Linked DNA regions of Homo sapiens: region 1 is linked to region 2. Evidence: read pairs that join two places in POLR2A ChIA-PET (ENCODE). Cell type or tissue: GM12878. All regions are shown on one strand. Each heading gives the region's core, and the rest is flanking DNA. Links, peaks and the distances in the headings are about the cores only. Region 1 overlaps VAV3 (vav guanine nucleotide exchange factor 3). Region 2 overlaps SLC25A24 (solute carrier family 25 member 24).

What was found. Peaks named below come from ENCODE experiments on the same cell type or tissue, not always from the same donor. Only the 100,000 strongest peaks of a DNase experiment are listed, where the experiment ranks them.
Region 1: POLR2A ChIA-PET joins it to region 2 with 6 read pairs; 2 of 35 experiments call an interaction of 5 or more read pairs at or near these places.

Annotation. Positions count from the first base shown.
Region 1 is chr1:107,775,025-107,780,024 of GRCh38, reverse strand. It overlaps VAV3 (vav guanine nucleotide exchange factor 3), which reads left to right. Exons shown (of 27, transcript NM_006113.5): 3 at 533-591; 4 at 2,729-2,794. Among named protein-coding and RNA genes, the nearest start is that of MIR7852, 120 kb to the left of the region's middle. In GM12878, for the core only: no CTCF peak of the experiment used is centred there; DNase peaks (open chromatin) are centred at 2,554 and 2,874; H3K4me3 peaks cover 478 bases; H3K27ac peaks cover 1,131 bases.
Region 2 is chr1:108,137,472-108,153,942 of GRCh38, reverse strand. It overlaps SLC25A24 (solute carrier family 25 member 24), which reads left to right. Exons shown (of 10, transcript NM_013386.5): 7 at 5,557-5,664; 8 at 10,233-10,400; 9 at 14,735-14,885. Among named protein-coding and RNA genes, the nearest start is that of SLC25A24, 55 kb to the left of the region's middle. In GM12878, for the core only: no CTCF peak of the experiment used is centred there; no DNase peak of the experiment used is centred there.

The sequences.
Region 1 (5,000 bases), core at 1-5,000, 360 kb after region 2:
TGTCCAATAGAACTTTCTGTGATGATGGAAATTTTTTGATAACTGTGTAGTTCATTACAGTGGCCACATGTGTGTGGCTACTGAACACTTAAAATGTGGCTAGTGCAACTGCAGAACTGGGATTTTTGTTTTTAAAATTTAAATTAATTTAAATAGCCTCATGTGGCTAGTGGGTACTATACTGGAGAATACAGCTTTCCAGAATCTTTCAGATTCTGTAAAAGTAGAGATACAAGTTGCTTGGGGCCACCCAGGCTAACTTTGTGTTATACTGATATAGAATCTGCAACTCAAATGGGTTAGTAATCTACTTAAAGTAATAAAGTAATTTATTACTTTAAGTAATAATTATAAAATTATAATCCAGGTGTTTATACTTCCCAATCACAGCCCTTCTCATTCTGCACATCTTTGACACCTGCAAATTTATGTTTCTGCTGCTATGGTTAATATTAGATTGAAAAAATTTTGGAAAAAGAAATCTTATATTTTCTGAACTACATATCTAATTAGTATTTTCCTCTTTTCTCAGGTTATAGAAACATTATCACGACTTTCTCGAACACCTATAGCATTGGCCACAGGAATCAGGTAAGCTCTGTTTTCGTTGTTCATGTGTCCCATTGAGTTCAGTGTAATGATTCTTTATTAAATGGTTACTATTTGTGAAGCATCTTGCACACAGGTACTATGTCTCATTCATGAAGAGTGCCTGGTATGTAAGTATCCCGTACACGTTTGAAATTAATTGAGCAAGGTAGAACTTATTGATAGAGTTGAATAACACATTGGCTAAACATTGTTCTCAATTCACAGGTGACTGTCACTGGTGTGGTTCTTCTTTTTTTTTTTTTTTAACTTTCCTCCAACATTTCTGTACATATGATTCATTAAAGTAAACACAAATGCTTAAGTAAATAAATATTTATAAGATGTTGTAATATGTTTATTTCCTATAGAGTAGATCATAATAACTCATAGCTTTTAGGAGTTTAAGAAATAATCAAACAAGTATAAAACATGTGTACAAGAATGTGTATTGAAGGTTCAGTAGTAAATTAAAAACCTGGAAGTAAATTGGTTAAATATAGTATGTCATCTCCTTGCAATAGAGTATTATGCAGTTGATAAGCATAAAAATATAGATGTGTATGTTGTGTTGAGCCTTTTCTGTTTCAGATACTACATACTTAAGTTAGATCAGTCAGCAAAGATGTATTATATAAGTAACATTAGGAAATAAAGCAAAACAGTCTCTACTCAGCCTGGTTTCATGGAAATGGATCAAATTTGTTTTTTACCTTCTTTATTCAGTGCTCCATATTTCTGTCTCTGGCCATCACAGCCATTTTTCTGTGTCCAGCTCACATTCACATTCTAAGGGAGAGAGGATCCAAGCAGGACTTAGTGGGGTTCTCTGCACTGGCTACAAAGCACAGTGAGCTCAGGAAAAATGCCCTGCTGGTACAGGACCTTTCTCAGAAATGGGCCATGAATTTGGCAGCTTTCTATGTATATGGTCTGTCGGCTGGATAAATGTTTAACTCCTAATTTGCTCTTCAATACATGCATACCTTTCATGTCAATATATATTTTATGTTATTATATGTAAAGATTTTTTTAAAGCATGATCAAATTTTTATGTATTGATTCTGAAAAAACGTAAGTCAAAATTTTTCTCCTTTTTTTCTCATCTATATTTTCTACAATGAACTTGCATAATAAAATGTGCCTTAATTTATAAAAAATGATTATGAGACTACATTTCTCACACACTGATTTATTTGAAAAACCTAGTCTCCTCAAATGTCTTCAGTATTAAATTAATCCATAAGTCAATGTGAAACTCTGCTTTTAATATAACTAGTAATTATTTAAAGCTTATTTATTATTTTGATGGATCCTCTGGTTTTTATGAAACATGTGATATGCTGGCTGCCTGAAAAGAGTAGAATTTTTGGCACAGTATGCTTACTGTGATTTTGTTAGACATAAATTTAAGGCAGTTATGAAAAAAGGACATAGTACCATGATGCAAACAAGGAAGCCACACAGTGGGAATAGGAGATACATTAAAGGTGATTTTCTTGAATAGGGAACAAAGAAAACACTCTATTCACCCCAAGGTCTGGTTGACTCATTTGTCTAATAAACGAAAATAAAACATACAGCTTAAATACCCTAAAGTCTGAGCAGAAATGTCAGGGTCAATGACCGTATATGTAAAGGGCACAATGTTTTTGTCTTCTACTAGTTTTCATCTACACTAGTGAACGGAGCCATGGAAGGATGATTGCTACCAAATTATTTGTTATCAGATCCCACAGCTGAAAAGAGAGGGTGCTGAAGGCAAGGGTACATGCACAGCTGTTTGTTGTCTGACTTGGGGTGCTGCAGTGGGTGAGGTGACCCTGCAGGTATGTGGCAGGTGGGAGATCAGATAAGCACGTTATTATGACCCCCTGCACATGTGACTGTGGTGACCAGCTGTAATTGCTTCAGATGATTTCAGGTGGCAGGTGTTACAGCCTCCCTAGGGGAACCCCAGACAAAGCCACTGAGCAGGCACTTTAGGGAAAGCCCTAGATATTGTTAGACATGGTGACTGATCTGACCATTTTGGCAGCAGACAACTTACATATTTAGTGAGGGTTAAGTGCGCAGCCTGATTGTTGCTCGTTCACTCATGGGTTTGTTTTTTTGTTTTTGTTTTTTCTCCTCTTCCTAGGCCCTTCCCAACAGAAGAAAGCATTAATGATGAAGACATCTACAAAGGCCTTCCTGATTTAATAGAGTATGTTGAAAATTTCAAGCAAAATTTAGCCACTGCCAATTTATGTGTCCATTGTGGGTTTTAACTGTGGATGTTAAAGTAAGCTATCTGAAGGAGGAAAAGTGGCTTAATTACTGATTAACCTTAAACTGGCGATGGAAAGCTTTACAAGAAAATGTACTTCAACTGGTTTTTAGTTCCTGTTTTGTGTCCCCATGAAGAATAAAGAAACTTACTCTAATGAAGTAAAATTTCAAAGTTTCTCAAAGGCATAACAGAAGTAGTAGATAAAACTGGAGTTAGGGAACAATTTAAAAGAAATAGAATCTGCTGCTGGAGTTGTGGGACACATAGTGCATGCCTTATAAGTTCAAGGAAGGGAGAGATAAGTGTGGGTTGGAGCTATTCGGGATGTTTTAGTAGGCGGTGTTTGTTCTGAACAGAGAATCTTTTTGGGCTCTATTATTTAATAGTCAAGAGAGGCAAAAGGTCCTTGCAGCCGATTATCTTCTGCTGATTGAGTGACTTGTACAGATTACAAATAAATATATGCGTGATCGTTACTCCTCAAGGAACTGATGACATGGATCAGGCATGTTTGCAAAGAATCATAATAAGAAATAGATTATGCCCCAAGACAGATTCAAATGCTATGGAACTTCATCCATTCATTCATCTATCCTTCCTCATACACCCAACACACTGGGCTTGTTTTAGCCTTGTGACCTTTACACCTGCTATTCTTTCTGCCTGTTTGACTGATCCCTCAGCGTTCAAGTTTTTGCTTAGATTTCCCTACAGAGAGGCCTTCTCTGACTATCCTGTCTAAAATTGCCACCACCCCCTTACATTGCTGTGTTTTTACAGCATTTGCCAATGCCTGAGACAGTCTTGGTTTGCTTCATTTATTGTTTGTCTCCTCATTAGAAGGTACACTTTTGTGAGGTGTGGGACTTTGCCTTGTTCATGGCTGTATTCCTAGAACTTCACAGTGTCTGGCATATAGTAGGTACTCAATAAGTATTTGTTTTCCAAATTAATAAGTCAAAACTGCATCTAGCATCTACTGTTTGCCAGGTATTACACCTGGCAATAATAATAAGAGCTTACTGAGTTTCCATTTGTGTGCTAACCAGGTTATATGCACTATCTTATGTAATACCACAATATTACTAGGTTGTTATTATATCTTCACAGTTTAAAAGTGAGAAAACTGAATTTTGAAAAGCCTAGTTACTTGCTGAGGGTAATATTGCTAGTAAATTGTAGTCTTTGGATTTGAACTCAGACACCTCTTATTCTAGAGCAGAGGTTGTTAGTCACAGCCCCAACTTCCAGATCCCTCTCAGAGCTTTTAGTAGAAGAGTAGAGGGGGTGAGCACACCCACTGCAGTCACACGATGGATGGCCAGCAGCTCTTTCCAGGGTAGGTGGCCTTGAGAATGATCTTTCAGTCTTATATTTTAAATATCTATTAAGAGTAGTTTCTTATCTCTTAAAATCTCTAAGAACTCACCAACAGTAAGCAAGATAGTGCCAGTTGTTTTATTGAATTGGTTGTAATCTTCATAAAGTGACTAAGATTATTGGTAATGTACTCAGATTGTTTAAGGGGAATATTTAATTTCTAGTGCCGTGATGCTATTCTTTTTTTTTTTTTTTTTTTTTTTTTTTGTGACTGAGTCTTGCTCTGGCACCCAGGCTAGAGTGCGATGGCACGATCTCAGCTCACTGCAACCTCCACCTCCTGGGTTCAAGTGATTCTCCTGCCTCAGCCTCCCAAGTAGCTGGGATTACAGGTGCCTGCCACTGCGCCCAGTTAATTTTTTATTTTTAGTAGAGACAGGGTTTCACTGTGGTAGCCAGGATGGTCTCGAACTCCTGACCTCATGATCCACCTGCCTTGGTGTCCCAACGTGCTGGGACTACAGGTGTGAACCACTGTGCCCAGTCGATATTCTTTTTTAACCCATACCAGTGGTGACTTACACCTATAAATTTTTATAGCTTCCCCATTTTGTTCTTTTCACTGTTATTTAGGCAGACATGATGTCAGGATAAATCCAGTGAGGATGCATTCCTAGCTAAATTTGGAGAAAACCTTGGTTTCCTGAATTGGCTGCTCTGAGATGCCAGCCCTTGCTCTGTGAGAGGCAGTCTGCTTTAAATTTCTACCTGGTGGCCGAAGGTCCGAATGTATTTGCAGGATTAAAGAAATTATTTATTT
Region 2 (16,471 bases), core at 10,995-15,994:
TGACCACATACTTGGATTTTATGATAGGAAAGCCACAGCCTAAAATAAATAAATACTCAATGCAGTTATTTCAGTATGCAAGAAGTTTGGTATTTTTGAAAAAGTCCATGGGTATTGCAAGCAAATATGCACATTTTGCTTTATGCCATTTGTCAGATTCTTACCTTGGATACCACCAACAGGCATCCTCTGCTTCTGTCCACCCAAGCTCCTTCCTGAGACCTCTTTATAGTATTGTGATTTCTGCACACTAACTTTCTTAGACATGAAGAGAAAGCTGTCTACACAGTGTGGTGTAGTGTTCTTATGGGCTCTGGACCTATGGTGCTGTTTTCTCTCCTCCTGCTGAAGGTCCATTCATCCCTCGGGGCTCTCTAAAAGCCACCTTCCTGTGACAAGCATATACTAAGCATCTCAATCAAAGCCAGTTCCTCCCCTGTCCAGCCTCCCTCGAGTGCTGAATTGCAGAATATCCCATTTTTCATTGGATGATGGAAAACCCATTGTTTTCCCAGTGGATTGTAAATTACTTCGGGGTAAATAGGCTGTATATATTCTCAAATTTCCCAGAGTATGTAACTAGGTCACTTTTAGATTCAGATAGATTTTGTTCCTTGAATAGCTAGTACTTTAGGAAACTAAGAAAAAGATCTTTTCAACCTGGTATGTAGCTCTGTCAAACACATCATCAGTATGGGGTAAACCTGTGTTCTCTGTGGGTTGTCATTACCATAGTAGTGTCATTGTATCATTGACAGTGTAATAGTGTGGGGTAGTGTTCTTGTGGTTTCAGCTGCCATCTCTGTACTGACTGCTTTCCACTCCAACATCTTCCTCTTTATCTCAACACTGTAGGTCTACCTGTGTACTGTGTGTTTCAGCATCTCTGCTTGCATGACCCAGGAGTGCCTCCCACTCAATATGGCCACCATGCATGGTCATCTTTCTGCTACTCCCTGTCTCCTGACCCTGCTCCAGCAACACAGACAGACACCCTTCCTCTTTCTATATGTCATATGGTGGGAAATGCCCTTTAGTACTTACTCAGGAGTTAGTTCCTCTGGGAAGCCTTCTGTTCTAGTTTCCTTTTGTTACAGCACTTTCACATTGAATTCTGACGTTCTCTGTACTTATCTGCTTTGTGAGACTGTGAGCTTCCTTAGGCAGTAGCTACTTGTATTCTTAGCACCTTGCCCAGTGCCAGGAAACCCTTATTAAGTAAATGAAAAGACAGAACTGACAGACTGGAATTAGAGCTCAAGCTTGCCTCAATCTCAAGCCATTAAGATGAAGGGGAGCCGGGCGTGGTGGCTCACGCCTCTAATCCCAGCACTTTAGGAGGTAGTTTGCTTGAGCCCAGGAGTTCAAGACCAGCCTGGGCAACGTGGCAAAACCCCATTTCTACAAAAAATATAAAAATTAGTTGGGCGTGGGGGTGTGTGCCTGTACTCAGGATGCTGAGGTGGGAGGATCACTTGAGCTCGAGAGGCAGAGGTTGCAGTGAGCTGGGATCACACCATTGCAATCTAGCCTGGGTGATAGAATGAGACCTTGTCTCAAAAAAAAAATAAATAAATAAATAAAGGGGAAGATAAGGATTGGAAACAGAAGGAGCAGCATGTGGACAGAAATGTAGGCACAAGAAGGCATCACTCACTGAAGAGACTGAAGGTGGTTCACTGTGCCTCAAGACTGGTGGAGTGTGTTTCCGGAAAGATAATGATGAAAGAGCTGGACAGATAAACAGGGGCCAAATGTAATAGGAGTCTGGATTTTATTCTGAATATGGTAGGGGCTATTGTAGCATCTTATATAGGGAAGTGAAATGAGTACATTCACATTTAAGGAATATCAACCTGAAAAAAGAGTGGAGACATTGTTGGGGGAGAGTGAGGTAGACTAGAGGCAGGGAGAATATTTAAATAATTGAGGTAAGAAATGATGAACACCAGTATAAGGTGATGTCTTTAAGGAATGGAGAAGGGAATGAACTGAGAAATATTTTGGAAGTAGAATCAACAGAACTCACTGACTGACTGGATATGGAGGTGAGAAAGAGAAGAGTCAAGAATGATATTCTAATTTCTAACTTGAGTGACTGCATTCAAAGAGAATACAATATCAGGTTCCATTTTGTGCATGCTGAGTTTGAGATGTGTGGGACATGTACAGGGAGCTGTCCAGTAAGCAATTGGGTATATCAGCTAGCCATTAAGAGAGAGATCTTTGATAGAGAGGTTGTTGCTGAGTTGAGCCATTGGAATGGGCAGGATCACTCAAGAAGAGCTTATAAATGAGAAGAATTCTAGGAATAAGTCCAAAGGGAGAAGTAAAAGAAGAAACTTGCAAAGGACACTGAGAAGAAATAGCTCGAGGGATGGGAGAAAATCCAGAGAGAGGGATGGCATAGGAGTCAGTGGAAGGAAACGGTTTCATGGGGGTCAGTACTACTGGGTAGTGAATATAATAAGAATATCTTTTAGGATTTCTCAACCCAGAGATAGGTAAGCTTAGTATAAATGCTTCTGTGAAGTAATGAAATGAGAAACCATGCTGAAATGAGCTTAAAGTGAATGGGAGGTGAAGAAACTTGGACAGTAGAGACACATTTTTAGGGAGTTTGACAGTGAAGAGAAGGAAACTAGAAGAGGGAGAGGGTGATAGATAAGAAAGATGTTGGGTGGAGGGGATTTGTTTTTTTGTTTTTTTGTTTTTTTTCTGTTTGTATGTTTGTTTGTTTTTGAGATGGAGTCTCACTTTATCACCCAGGCTGGAGTAAAGTGGTGCAATCTCATCTCACTGCAACCTCTGCCTCCTAGGTTCAAGTGATTCTTCTGCCTCAACCTCCTGAGTAGTTAGGATTACAGGAGTGCACCACAACACCCAGCTAATTTTTGTATTTTTAGTAGAGGTGAGGTTTCACCGTATTGGCCAGGCTGGTTTCAAACTCCTGACCTCAAGTGGTCCTCCTGCCTCAGCCTCCCGAAATGCTGGGATTGCAGGAGTGAGCCACCGTGCCTGGCCTGGAGGGAGGATTTTGATTTGACTTTAATGTGCCTGTTGCTGAAGGAAGCATGTCAATACAAATAAAGAAGTTGAAAACATAGGTAAGAGAGGTTGATTAACCCGGTAGGTGTTTCAAGGGAGTTTGTGTGTAGGGAAAGGGAGTGGGAGATGGAAAGGGGCTGGGGGAGACAGGTTCTATCCAGAGACTGTTAAAAGGATTAGTCTTTGATTACAAGAAGAACTCTTCTTATACGTGTTTGGGAAGAAAAAATATGTGAGTAGCTATGGATAATTTTGCAGGAGGTGGGCAGAATACCAAGATATTCTGCCTGGTGGCCTCTCTACTCTTCCTTGAGCTCCTGAGAAAGGATGTGATCTGAGAATGAGGGAGGAAGTGGTATTGGAAGCTGGAGGAGAATGGAGAAGATCAAAATGGTTAGTCTAACAAATGGGAGAGAACTGAGATAGACAAAAGGATTTCAGGGTGGTTTTGAGGGCTCAGTTAAGTCTCCTTTAGGAAGGTTCAGTTCTGTAGCCTTGGCAAGTTACTTAAAGTCTCTGTGACTATTACCTCATCTCTAAGATGGGGACTAAGCTTGGTGACATAGTTTTACATACCAGGCACAGTGCCTGACTTTTTGGCTCTGTCCTGAAGTCTTCCCTTTGTATATGGTATGTTTCGGGGAATAGGAGCCTCAAGCACTTATCCTTTAAATATTTATCCTCCATCAGTCACTAAACGTTTACTCTGTACTTTTGATAGGTGCTGTGGGGGTCCAAGGTATAAAAGGTACCTTCAAAGTTACTGTTAAAGTGCAGGAAGGTTTTTAAGCAAATTATGTTTAATGATTTTGACAATCTGACATGCAGGAAAATTAATAGGGCCTATGCAGAAGAGGAGTTTTATGTAACACTCTGTAGTTCAGGAAACAGAGCCCTTGGAAGCAGTGATCTCTCTGGGGAGGAATGTCTGGTATTTGGGAATCTCATGAAATGATAATATACTTAATTTTTATCATGAGCAGCAAAACACAGATTTGCTAGGAGAAAGTCATCGTATGTTGTTGCATTGGGCACTTTAGATCCCAGGGAACAGAAACTGGCTGGCACAGGAATGGGCATCACTGTGGGGATGGATCATGTAGGGGAAGGATCCCTGGAGAAGTCCAGGAGGTGAGACTTCCCCCTTCCCTTCTCCATGCATGAGTCCACTTCTCTCTGTTGACTTTCCCCTTGTCCCTCTGGTGACAGCAGCTGCTTACCTCTGGAGACCCCCTCACATTTCTGAGAGAAGGAATCTGGCTTGCCTGGCTAATTCCCATGGTCTATGTTTGGGCAGAATGTCTTAGCAAGTTGTGTAAAGATAGTGTATTCATATATTAATAATAATAATAACATCTACTGAACATTTGCTAGGTGTTCAGACCTGCACTAACCGTGTTACAAGTATTATTTTTTTGTAATCCTTTCCATAACCCTGTGAGGTAAGTACTGTTATCACAGACAAGGAAACCACAATGTGGACCTGTTCATGAACTTGCTCGAGGCCACGTGGCTCTGGAGTTCCAGCTCAGGTCTGCCTGACTCTCAATCCCATGATATTAATATACTGGCCAGTCACTATTTTGGCTGTATTGGGGTCATATTTATACCCTTGGTCCAGTTAGCTATGTTGGGTCACTTTAGTACTGATAGCCAGGGAGATGCTGGGCTTGATAGGTTAGTATAATTCTATGTATTACCTACAGAAACTGTTTTTATAAATTGTTTTGTTAATATTTGTTTGTCACCTATTTATTCATTTTATTTGCACTGGTGAAAATAAACTCATCTTTTAAAAACTGTGGGGAAAATATCCAAACATTGTGAAAACTTGATTAACCTTGTATTTTCTGTACACCTGGGGAGGGATGCTGTTATGCTGTTTCAGCAAAGGAGCAACTTGGTCCAATCTGGGAGACATCTGTGTTTTGTGGAAATCTGACTTGAAAACCACTGTCCAGTCACTGCGTGTATTAGCATTTAGGCCTTGCTCTTCTGCTATGTATTATTAATGTAGTGTATACATTTCGAGACACATCATCACATTTGTCAATTTATTGATTTCTAGGAGCTGATTTGTATTCTAGGATTGTCTAGTTGGCTTGGGCTGCCATAAAATACCACAGTGTGTGTGGAATCAACAACGGAAATTTATTTCTAACAGTTTCAGAGGCGGGAAAGCCTAAGATCAAGGGCCAAGCCAGTTTGATTTCTAGTGAGCGTTCTCTTCTCAGCTTGTAGACAGCTGGTATGTGCTCACATGGTCTTTTCTTGGTGCACATGTGAAGGGGGAGAGAGAGAGTGGGCTCTCTGGTGTCTGCTCTTACAAGAACACTGATCCTGTCATGAGGGCTCCATCCTCATGACCTCATAACCCTAATTACCTCCAGAAGCCTCATCTCCTAATACCATCACATGGGAGGTTACAGCTTCAACATATGAATTTGGTGGGGGTGCAGCTCAGTCCACAGCAGGTAGTAATGTGCATTTTAAAACTTGTTTATACAGTACAAGAAGTTACTTACTGAAGAAGGACAAAAAATAGGAACATTTGAGAGATTTATTTCTGGTTCCATGGCTGGAGCAACTGCACAGACTTTTATATATCCAATGGAGGTGAGTACCATTGTCAAGTCTGACTGTGTGATGGTGTTCGTGTTGGTTGTCTATTGCTCTCTAACAAGTTATCCCAAAATTAACAGTTTAAAACAAGCATTTATCATCGCACAGTTTCTCTGGGTCAGGAATCTGGAAGCAGCTTAGCTGGGTGCCTCTGGCTCAGGGTTTTTCACAGCCCACAGTCAAGATGGTAGTCAGAGCTTGGAATCAGCTGGAGGCGGATTCCAAGCTCACTCATGTTGCTGCCAGGCCTCACTGGCTATTGGCTGGAAACATCAGTTCCTTATCACGTGAGCCTTTCTGTAGGCTGCCTGAGTATCCTCAAAACACAGTAGCTGGCTTCCCTAGAGTCAGTGGTCCAACAGAGAGAGAGAGAGAGAGTGCCTAAGATGAAAGCTGGTATCTTTTGCCTCTTCTGCTGTATTCCATTGATCACACAGACCAACCCTGGTAGAGTGTAGGAGGGGCTGGTATAATGGTGTTAATAACCGGAGACAAATATCACTGGGGGTCACTTTAGAGGCTGGCTGCCACTTTAGAGGCTGGCTGCCATTCCTGTCCAAAGAGTTTCTGTACCATAAATTTAATAATGGAATCTCAGGATTTGATTATATGGTGATTATCCTAATTAGACATCCTTTCATTAGTGCATAGGTTGGCAAAACACAGACCTACGGACTGTTTCATACAGCCCTTGACCTAAGAATGCCTTTTACATTTTTAAAAAGTGGGCAACACAGGAAAAAGTGAGAAAGATCTAAAATCGACACCCTAAGATCACAATTAAAAGAACTAGAGAAGCAAGAGCAAACAAATTCAAAAGATAGCGGAAGACAAGAAGTAGCTAAGGTCAGAGCAGAACTGAAGGAGATAGAGACACGAAAAACCCTTCCAAAAATCATTGAATCCAGGAGCTGTTTTTATGAAAAGTTTAACAAAATAGACAACTAGCCAGAATAATAAAGAAGAAAACAGAGGAGAATCAAATAGACACAATAAAAAATGATAAAGGGGATATCACCACCAATCCCACAGAAATGCAAACTACCATCAGGGAATACTATAAACACCTCTATGCAAATAAACTAGAAAATCTAGAAGAAATGGATAAATTCCTGGACACATACACGCTCCCAAGACTAAATCAGGAAGAAGCTGAATCCCTGTATAGACCAATAACATGTTCTGAAATTGAGGCAGTAATTAATAGCCTACCAACCAAAAAAAACCCAGGACCAGACAGATTCATAGCCGAATTCTACCAGAGGTACAAAGAGGAGCTGATGCCATTCCTTCTGAAATTATTCAAACAATAGAAAAAGAGAGATTCCTCCCTAACTCATTTTATGAGGGCAGCATCATTCTGATACTAAAACCTGGCAGAGACACAACCAAAATAGAAAATTTCAGGCCAATATCCCTGATGAACATCAATGTGAAAATCCTCAATAAAATACTGGCAAACTGAATGCAGCAGGACATCCAAAAGTTTATCCACCATGATCAAGTTGGCTTCATCCCTGGGATGCAAGGCTGTTCAACATATGCAAATCAATATAACGGAATTCATCAATAAACAGAACCAGTGACAAAAACCGCATGATTATCTCAATAGATGCAGAAAAGGCCTTCGATAAAATTCAACACCACTTCATGTTAAAAACTCTCACTAAACTAGTTATTGATGGAATGTATAACAAAATAATAAGAGCTGTTTATGACAAACCCACAGCCAATATCATACTGAATGGGCAAAAGCTGGAAGCATTCCCTTTGAAAACCGGCACAAGACAAGGATGTCCTCTGTCAGCACTCCTATTCAACGTAGTATTGGAAGTTCTGGCCAAGGCAATCAGGCAGGAGAAAGAAATAAAGCGTATTCAGATAGGAAAAGAGGAAGTCAAATTGTCTCTGTTTGCAGTTGACATGATTGTATATTTAGAAAACCTCCTTGTCTCAGCCCCAAATCTCCTTAAGCTGATAAGCAACTTAAAGCAAAGTCTCAGGGTACAAAATCAATGTGCAAAAATCACTAGCATTCCTATTAACCAATAATACACAAACAGAGAGCCAAATCACGAGTGAACTCCCATCCACAATTGCTACAAAGAGAATAAAATACCTCGGAATACAACTTACAAGGGATGTGAAGGACCTGTTCAAGGAGAACTACAAACCACTCCTCAAGGAAATAAGAGAGGACACAAACAAATGGAAAAACATTTCATGCTCATGGATAGGAAGAATCAATATCATATCATAGGAAGAATCAGTGGCCATACTGCCCAAAGTAATTTATAGATTCAATGATATCCCCATCAAGCTAACATTGAATTTCTTCACAGAAATAGAAAAAACTACCTTAAATTTCATATGAAACTAAAAAAGAGCCTGTATAGCCAAGACAATCCTAAGCAAAATGAACGAAGCTGGAGGCATCACGCTACCTGACTTCAAACATACTACAAGGCTACAGTAACCAAAACAGCATGGTACTGGTACCAAACAGATATATAGACCAATGGAACAGAACAGAGGCCTCAGAAATAACACCACACGTCTACAACCATCTGATCTTTGACAAAAACAAGCAATGGGGAAAGGATTCCTTATTTAATGTATGGTGTTGGGAAAACTGGCTAGCCATATGCAGAAAACTGAAACTGGACCCCTTCCTTACACCTTATAAAAAAAAAATTAACTCAAGATAGATTAAAGTCTTAAACATAGACTTAAACTATAAAATCCCTAGAAAAAAACCGAGGCAATACCATTCAGGACACAGGCATGGACAAAGACTTCATGACTGAATCACAAAAGCAATGGCAACAAAAGCCAAAATTGACAAATGGGATCTAATTAAACTAAAGATCTTCTGCACAGCAAAAGAAACTATCATCAGAGTGAACCGGCAACCTACAGAATGGGAGAAAAATTTTGCAATCTATCCATCTGACAAAGGGCTAATATCCAGAATCTATAAGGAACTTAAGCAAATTTACAAGAAAAAAAAACCCACCAAAAAGTGGGTGACGGATATGAACAGACACTTCTCATAAGAAGACATTTATGCAGCCAACAAACGTGAGAAAAGGCTCATCATCCCTGGTTGTTAGAGAAATGCAAATCAAAACCACAATGGCATACCATCTCACGCCAGTTAGTTAAAAAGTCAGGAAACAACAGATGCTGGCAAATATGTGGAGAAATAGGAATGCTTTTACACTGTTGGTGGGAGTGTAAATTAGTTCAAGCATTGTGGAAGACAGTGTGGCAATTCCTCAAGGATCTAGAACCAGAAATACCGTTTGACCCAGCAATCCCATTACTGGTTATATACTCAAAGGATTATAGATTTTTCTACTATAAAGACACATGCACACGTATATTTATTGCAGCACTGTTCACAATAGCAAAGACTTGGAACCAACCCAAATGCCCATCAGTGATAGACTAGATAAACAAAATATGGCACATATACACCATGGAATACTATGCAGCCATAAACAAGGATGAGTTCATGTCCTTTGTAGGGACATGGATGAAGCTGGAAGCCATCATTCTCAGCAACCTAACACAGGAACAGAAAACCAAACACCACATGTTCTCACTCATAAGTTGGAGTTGAACAATGAGAATACATGGACACAGGGAGGGGAACATCACACACTGGGGCCTTTTTGGGGATGAGGGGCTAGGGGAGGAATAGCATTAGAAGAAATACCTAATGTAGGTGACAGGTTGATGGGTGCAGCAAACCACCATGGCACGTGTATACCTATGTAACAAACCTGCACGTTCTGCACATGTATCCCAGAACTTAAAGTACAATTTTTAAAAAGTAGGCAAAAACAAAAGAAAAGAAAAGTAATATACAACCGAGACCTAATATTTTAGGCTTGCAACGACAGATATTTTACTATTTAGTCTTTACAGGAAAAGTTTTCCAACTACTGCTTTATAGCAAAAATAATATTGTAGATGTGGAATTTATTGATATAGCAGAGGGGTTTTTAGTAACTGATGACTTAAGCAAGATAAATACAATTTTCACCGATATGTGGTATGCATGCTAATACAGCTTTTTTTAAGCATCTTAATATGATTGTTTATATTACTCCACACACCTCTCAAAAAAACTTAATACCTATTTTTCCTCTCATATCCTCCATATCAGTTAATAGTATCACCTTCCCAACTCCCCACTGCCCCATCCTGTGTTCCAAGCTAGAAGTATTGGGGTTATCCTTTATACTACCATTTCCCTCACCTTCCAGATGCAGGTGGTCACCAGTCAGTTTTGTTAAGACATCAATAGATTATCTTGCTTCCATTTCCTTGGTCACTTCCTTCATCAGATCCTCCTTGCAGTAAACGGGTCTCTCTGGCTTTGGTCTTAGCCCCCCAATAGAGGTAATACATGAAAGAGAATGTATCAACAAATTGTACAGTCTTTTGAGTGACAATATGTGCTAGGTATTTGTTCCATGTAAAATTACTTCATTTGAATCCCATGATGATAGAGTTAATATGAACAATCATATTTTGTTTTTTTTTATATCCAGGTTATGAAAACCAGGCTGGCTGTAGGCAAAACTGGGCAGTACTCTGGAATATATGATTGTGCCAAGAAGATTTTGAAACATGAAGGCTTGGGAGCTTTTTACAAAGGCTATGTTCCCAATTTATTAGGTATCATACCTTATGCAGGCATAGATCTTGCTGTGTATGAGGTGAGTTTGTAGAAATCTTTTGAATTGGAAAATGCAGTTAGATCTTGTTAGAATTGGACTTTATATGAAGAAGTAGATATATACCAGAAAACAGTGTGTGACCAGAAGTAAATTCAAGCATGTGTTATTTGAACTTTCAAGTAACTTGAGTGTGAATATGCATGGGGTCACTTTTGTATTAGATTTTCTTGGGAATTGCTTTTGTTAATGAAGAGTAGACTCAAAGTTAGGTATAGTTGTTCACCTTAAAAGGTGTTTCTAGAGATTTTTTCCTTTGTTTTGGATTTGCAAAAATCTGACATTAAGCCAAGTGACTAATGTGACTAACATGAGTAATACAGTTTCATTCCTTGTACGGAAGAATACAAATCTTGGATCAACCCTGCAATCTAAATCATTTAATAATTTATGAATCTCACAAACAATTATTGAGCACACACTATACAAACCACTAGGTTAGACACTGGATCTGGGGATTCAAAGGACTCAATGTGTGCCTTGAAGAAACTGAAGGTCTGGTGGGGGAGACAAACGACTAAAACTCAGCGTGGTTATCTGTGCTGCGACAGACATGAGCCAGGGTGCATGTTAGGATGAGACCTAAGCTACAGCGTAGAGGAAGAGTGGAATGTGTAATGAAAAGAAGAGTCGAATTTTTTTTTTAAAGAGCTTTATTGAGATTTAGTTCATATTCCTTACATTTCACTCATTTGAAGTGTACAAGCAAATGGTTTTTGGCTTCTTACATAATTTTTAAAAATTATTATAAAATATAAAATTTGCCATTTTACTAATTTTAAGTGTACAATTCAGTGGCATTAATTACATTCACAATATTGTGCAACCATCAACACTATTTCCAAATCCTTTTCCTCACTCCAAACAGAAACACCTTAACCTTTAAGCAATAACTTCCTACCCTCCGTAACTCAAACCTTTGGTAACCTCTAATCTGCTTTCTATGTCTAGGAATTTACCCATTCAAGATATCTTATAAGTAGAATCATACAGTATTTTTCTTTTTGTGTCTGATTTATTACTCTTAGCATAATGTCTCTAAGGTTTGTTCATGTTGTAGCATGTATCAGAACTTCATTTCTTTTCATGGCTGAGTAATATTCCGTTATGTGTATATACCACATTTTGTTTAGTCCTTCATCTGTTGAAGAGCATTTGGATTATTTCTACTTTTCCAACATTGTGAATAATGCTGCAGTGAACATTGGCATCTGCGTATCTGTTCGAGTCTATGCCTTCAATTCCTTTGGGTATATATCTCAGAATGGAATTGCTGAGCCATATGGTCATTCTGTGTTTAGCTTTTAGGAACTATCAGACTGTTTTCCATAGTGGCTGCACTTACATTCTCACCAGCAACATACAAAGGTTCCAGTTTTTCCACGTCCTTATTAACACTTAATTTCCATTTTAAAAAAGCTTATTTTTATTATGGCCGTCCTCTTAGGTGTGAGGTGGTATGGTTCAGGACTTTACTTCTTGTGCTGAGTTTTTTAAAAAATTGTGATTAAAAACACATAACATAAAGTTTATGATTTTAACCATTTTTAAATATATAGTACAGTAAGTGTTAACTGTTTGTGGTTTGTTGTGCAACAGATCTCTAGAACTTTTTCACTTCTCAAAACTTAAACTCTATAGTCATTAAACAACAGCTCCCAATTTCCCCTTCACCCCAGCGCTGTGTAACCTACTTTCTCGTTTTATGAGTTTGACTACATTAAATACCTTGTATAAGTGAAATCATGTGGTATTTCTCTTTCCGTGACTGGCTTATTTCATGTAACATAGTTTCCTCATGATTCATCCATATGATAGCATACAACAGGACTTTTTTGTTTTTAAGGCTGAATAATAATTTGTTGGGTATATATATCACATTTTCTTTATTCATCTGTTGATGGACATTTGGATTGTTTCTACATCTTGACTATTGTGAATAGTGCTGCAGTGAACATGGTTGTGCAAATATCTCTTCAAGATACTGTTTTCAGTTCTTTTTGACATATACTCAGAAGTGGAATTTCTGGGTCAAATGGTAATTCTATTTTTAAGTTTTTGAGGAACCTCCATGTCATTTTCCATAGTAACTAGACCTTTTTGTTTTTTAACATTTCTATCAATGTACACCAAGATTCCAATTTCTCCATGTCCTCCCCAACACCATTAAGTGGGGTGGTGGTCTACTACTATTGCTGTGTTGCTGTTTATTCCTCCCTTCAGTTCTGTAAGTGTTTGCTTCATATATTTAGGAGCTTAATATTAGGTCCATATGAAGTTATAATTTCTTCCTGGTAAAGTGACCCATTTATCATTATGTAATGTCCATCTTTGTCTCTTGTGACAGTTTGTGTCTTAAAGTCTATTTTGTCTGATGTAATTATGGCCACCCCTTTTCTCTTTGGGTTCCCGTTTTTATGGAATATCTTTTTCCATCCTTTCACTTTCAGCTTATGTGTGTCCTTAGATCTAAAGTGAGTCTCATAGATAAGGTATAGTTGATTCTGTATGTGTTATTCACTCAGCAATTTATATCTTTTAATTAGGGGATTTAATCCATTTACATTTAAAGCAGTTACTGATAGGGAAGGACTTACTGTTGTCATTTGGCTAGCTACCTTTTTATCTTTGTCCTGTGGCTTTTCTGTTTTTCCCTTCCTCTCTTCCTGGCTTCTTCTGTGTTTTGTTGATTTTTTTTTTTTTTTGTAGTGATATGTTCTGATTCCCTTCTCATTTCCCTTTGTGTGCATTCTATAGATGCTATTTTTGTGGTTACCATTGCAACTACATAAAGCATACTAAAGTTATAGCAACTTATTTTAAGCTGTTTACAACTTAACTTCAGTGGTATATAAAACTCTATTTCTTTACATATTTCACCTCCTCCCCACAAACTTTATGTCTTTTGATATTGTATATCCTTAACATAGATTTATAGTTACTTTTTATGCTTTTCTTCTTTAAATTCTGTTTAAATTTTGTTTTTGAAATTTAGATTTTCAAGTTATTTATATACCTTCATTACAATACTATAGGATTTTATAATATTCTAAATATTGACCTTTACCATAGAGTTTCATATTTTGTGGTTTTGTGTTGCTATTTATCATCCTTTTGTTTCTCCTTTTAGCCTTTCTTGTAGGGCCGGTCTAGTGGTGATAAGCTGTATCAGCTTTTGTTTGTCAGGGACAGTCTTAATTTCTCCTTTTTTGAAGGGCAGTTTTGCCCATACAGTATTTTTGTTTGGCAGTTTTTTTAAGTTTCAAAACATAGAATATAACATTCCATTTCCTTCTAACCTGCAAGATTTCCATTGAGAAATGCACTCAATGGATTTTTTAATCCATTGAGATAATTTTTTAATCCTGTAGGATTTAAAATTTTTAGTCTTACAGGATTAAAAAATTAAAAAGTTAAACTTGTTATATAACATATTAACATGTATTTTATACTTAAAGTATCTTATGTTTAAAAAGTTGATTATCATATATATTTTATACAGTTTCTCCTAATTATTGCCTTCTAATGAAATACAGGGACCTAGAGTAACAGGGATAAAGTATGGCCTTTTGATCAGCACGCCTGGTTCTGAGTCCTTCTTAAAAAAACTCTGGGCCTGGTGTGGTGGCTCATGCCTATAATCTCAGCACTTTGGGAGGCCGAGGCGGGCGGATCACCTGAGGTCAGGAGTTTGAGATCAGCCTTGCCAGCATGGTGAAACCCTGTCTCTACTAACAGTACAAAGATTAGCTGGGCGTGGTGGTGGGTGCCTGTAATCCAAGCTACTCAGGAGGCTGAGGCAGAAGAATCGTTTGAACCTGGGAGGCAGAGATTGGGCCACTGCACTACAGCCTGGGTGACAAGAGCGAGACTCCATCTCAAAAAAACAAACAAAAACTCCGCTGAGATGAATTTTTCTCATTTCTAAAATCAGAATAATAGATTTATGTAAGAGTTTCTGTAAGGCTCAAATGAAATATATGTAACGTGTAAAATGAGATACAATTAGTAGAATTATATTATTTTATTAATACTCACCATAAGAGGTGTTCTTTAGATCCTGCAGCGTTTGCTGCGCAGTTCACGTTTGTTTAGAAGAATGTCAGTAACCGGTGCAAACCTCATGTGTTCCGCACCCCCAGTGGCCTCCCACCTCTCCACAGAGTCACCGCCTCCTGCAGTGCCTGCTGCTTCTGCAAATGCGTGGCCTCATCCTGCAGAAACGGGGCTTCTCATGAGGTTGAGAATAGCTGTGAAAATGTTTACGTTGAAGTTGTAGAGTTCGTTAATTATTTTCTTCTTTATTTCTCTGGCAGCTCTTGAAGTCCTATTGGCTGGATAATTTTGCAAAAGATTCTGTAAACCCTGGAGTCATGGTGTTGCTGGGATGCGGTGCCTTATCCAGCACCTGTGGTCAGCTGGCCAGCTACCCATTGGCTTTGGTGAGAACTCGCATGCAGGCTCAAGGTGAATTTTTGATTACAGAACCACACCGATAAAAGTGCTGCACCAGTAATGTGCTTTTAGAACTCCAAGTTCTACTAAGATGCAGACTGTAGTTTTAAGACAGTATTTCTCAACCTTTTTTTCATTATTGCCTCCTTAAGGAATCTTTTCAGAAATTCTTTTTCTAAATGCTCCCTCGTCATGAAATTTTAATGCGACAGAAGCATTGCATATGTACTGTATGCATACATATGCCTTATAGATAAACAGAGTACTATTTTTTTTGACTGTGTTACATGCACGTTTTAAGATTATAAGCTTTAGTATCTGATGGATTTGGGTTCAGATCCTTGCCTCAGACTTCTTGGGGTTTTTAATGGGAATGAAAATTGTACAGTGTTGTAAGAATTACCAACAATATAAATAAAGCATCTTGGGTTTGTTAAATTTTTGGTAAATGGTGGTTGGAATCATTTTTTAGTGTTGCGTAGACCCTACAAGTTTTGAGCTGTGATTCCTCCTCACTGTGACAGTCTCCATTGTTGGCTTTGATTACACTGTACCATCCTGGTTGTTCTGCCAGCCCATTGATAACTTTTACCATTTGCTGGCTTTTATTGCTATCCCCACTCTATTAAAGTATGCATTCAAATGCCTTTCTTTTCTCTTTGATGCTTTCCCTGGTCAGTCTTATCCATTGTTTTCTTAAGTAGTACACCTTGGGCATCTACAGCTCTATTCCCAACCTCCCTTCCAAGTGCCAGCCACAGCAACCCCAGCCAAGCAGTCAGTAACTAATTGGCAAATACTCCCTGAGCCATTGTCCCATTCTAGACACTGCCAGATGCTAGGGGTAGAGCAGTCAACAAGTCAGGTGTGGCCCCGCCAGTGTAGAGTAGAGAAGACGTTATGTCCAGCAAGTAAACAACCTGGTTAAACCAACTCCTCTTTTGTTAGGGGAGCACAGAGCAAGGAGCTATAACCTAACTTGGGCGCTGCAGAATGCTGTCAGTGAAGCTGAGACTGGAAAGATGAGTGGGAGTTAGCTGGGCACAGGCCAGTGGAGTGGGAACAGAAAACATTCCAGTTGAGGGAAAGCATGTGTGAAGACACTGAGGCAGGCACCAACATGGTGTATTTAAGGAGCTGAGAGACAGTCATGGCTGTAGAGAAAAACACAAAGTAGTGAACTACACGTTTCTTGTGTATTCTCTCATTTCACCATCATAACCATCTTGGGGATGGGAATACTAACATTATCCCCATTTTTCAGATGAGCAACTGGGGCAGAGAGAATTTAAGTAACTCCCACAAGATTATACCTGTGGTAAATAGTGGGACTGAAATTCAGACACATGCAGTCTGATTCTAACCCTCCTGTCTGCCAGCTCTGATCCAGAACTTTGCATGACTGATACGGCTGATAGATTGTCTATGGCTGATAGACTGTCATTTCTGACCTAAAAGTCTGATCATTTTACATCTGTTCAGACATCTTTGCAGCCTTTCGGTGTCAGTTCCAAAGTTGTTAGTGGGAATTTCAAAGCCTTTAATAATCTAGCCCCACTTTGTTCACTCTCTGTGTAATAACCACATACAACAATTGG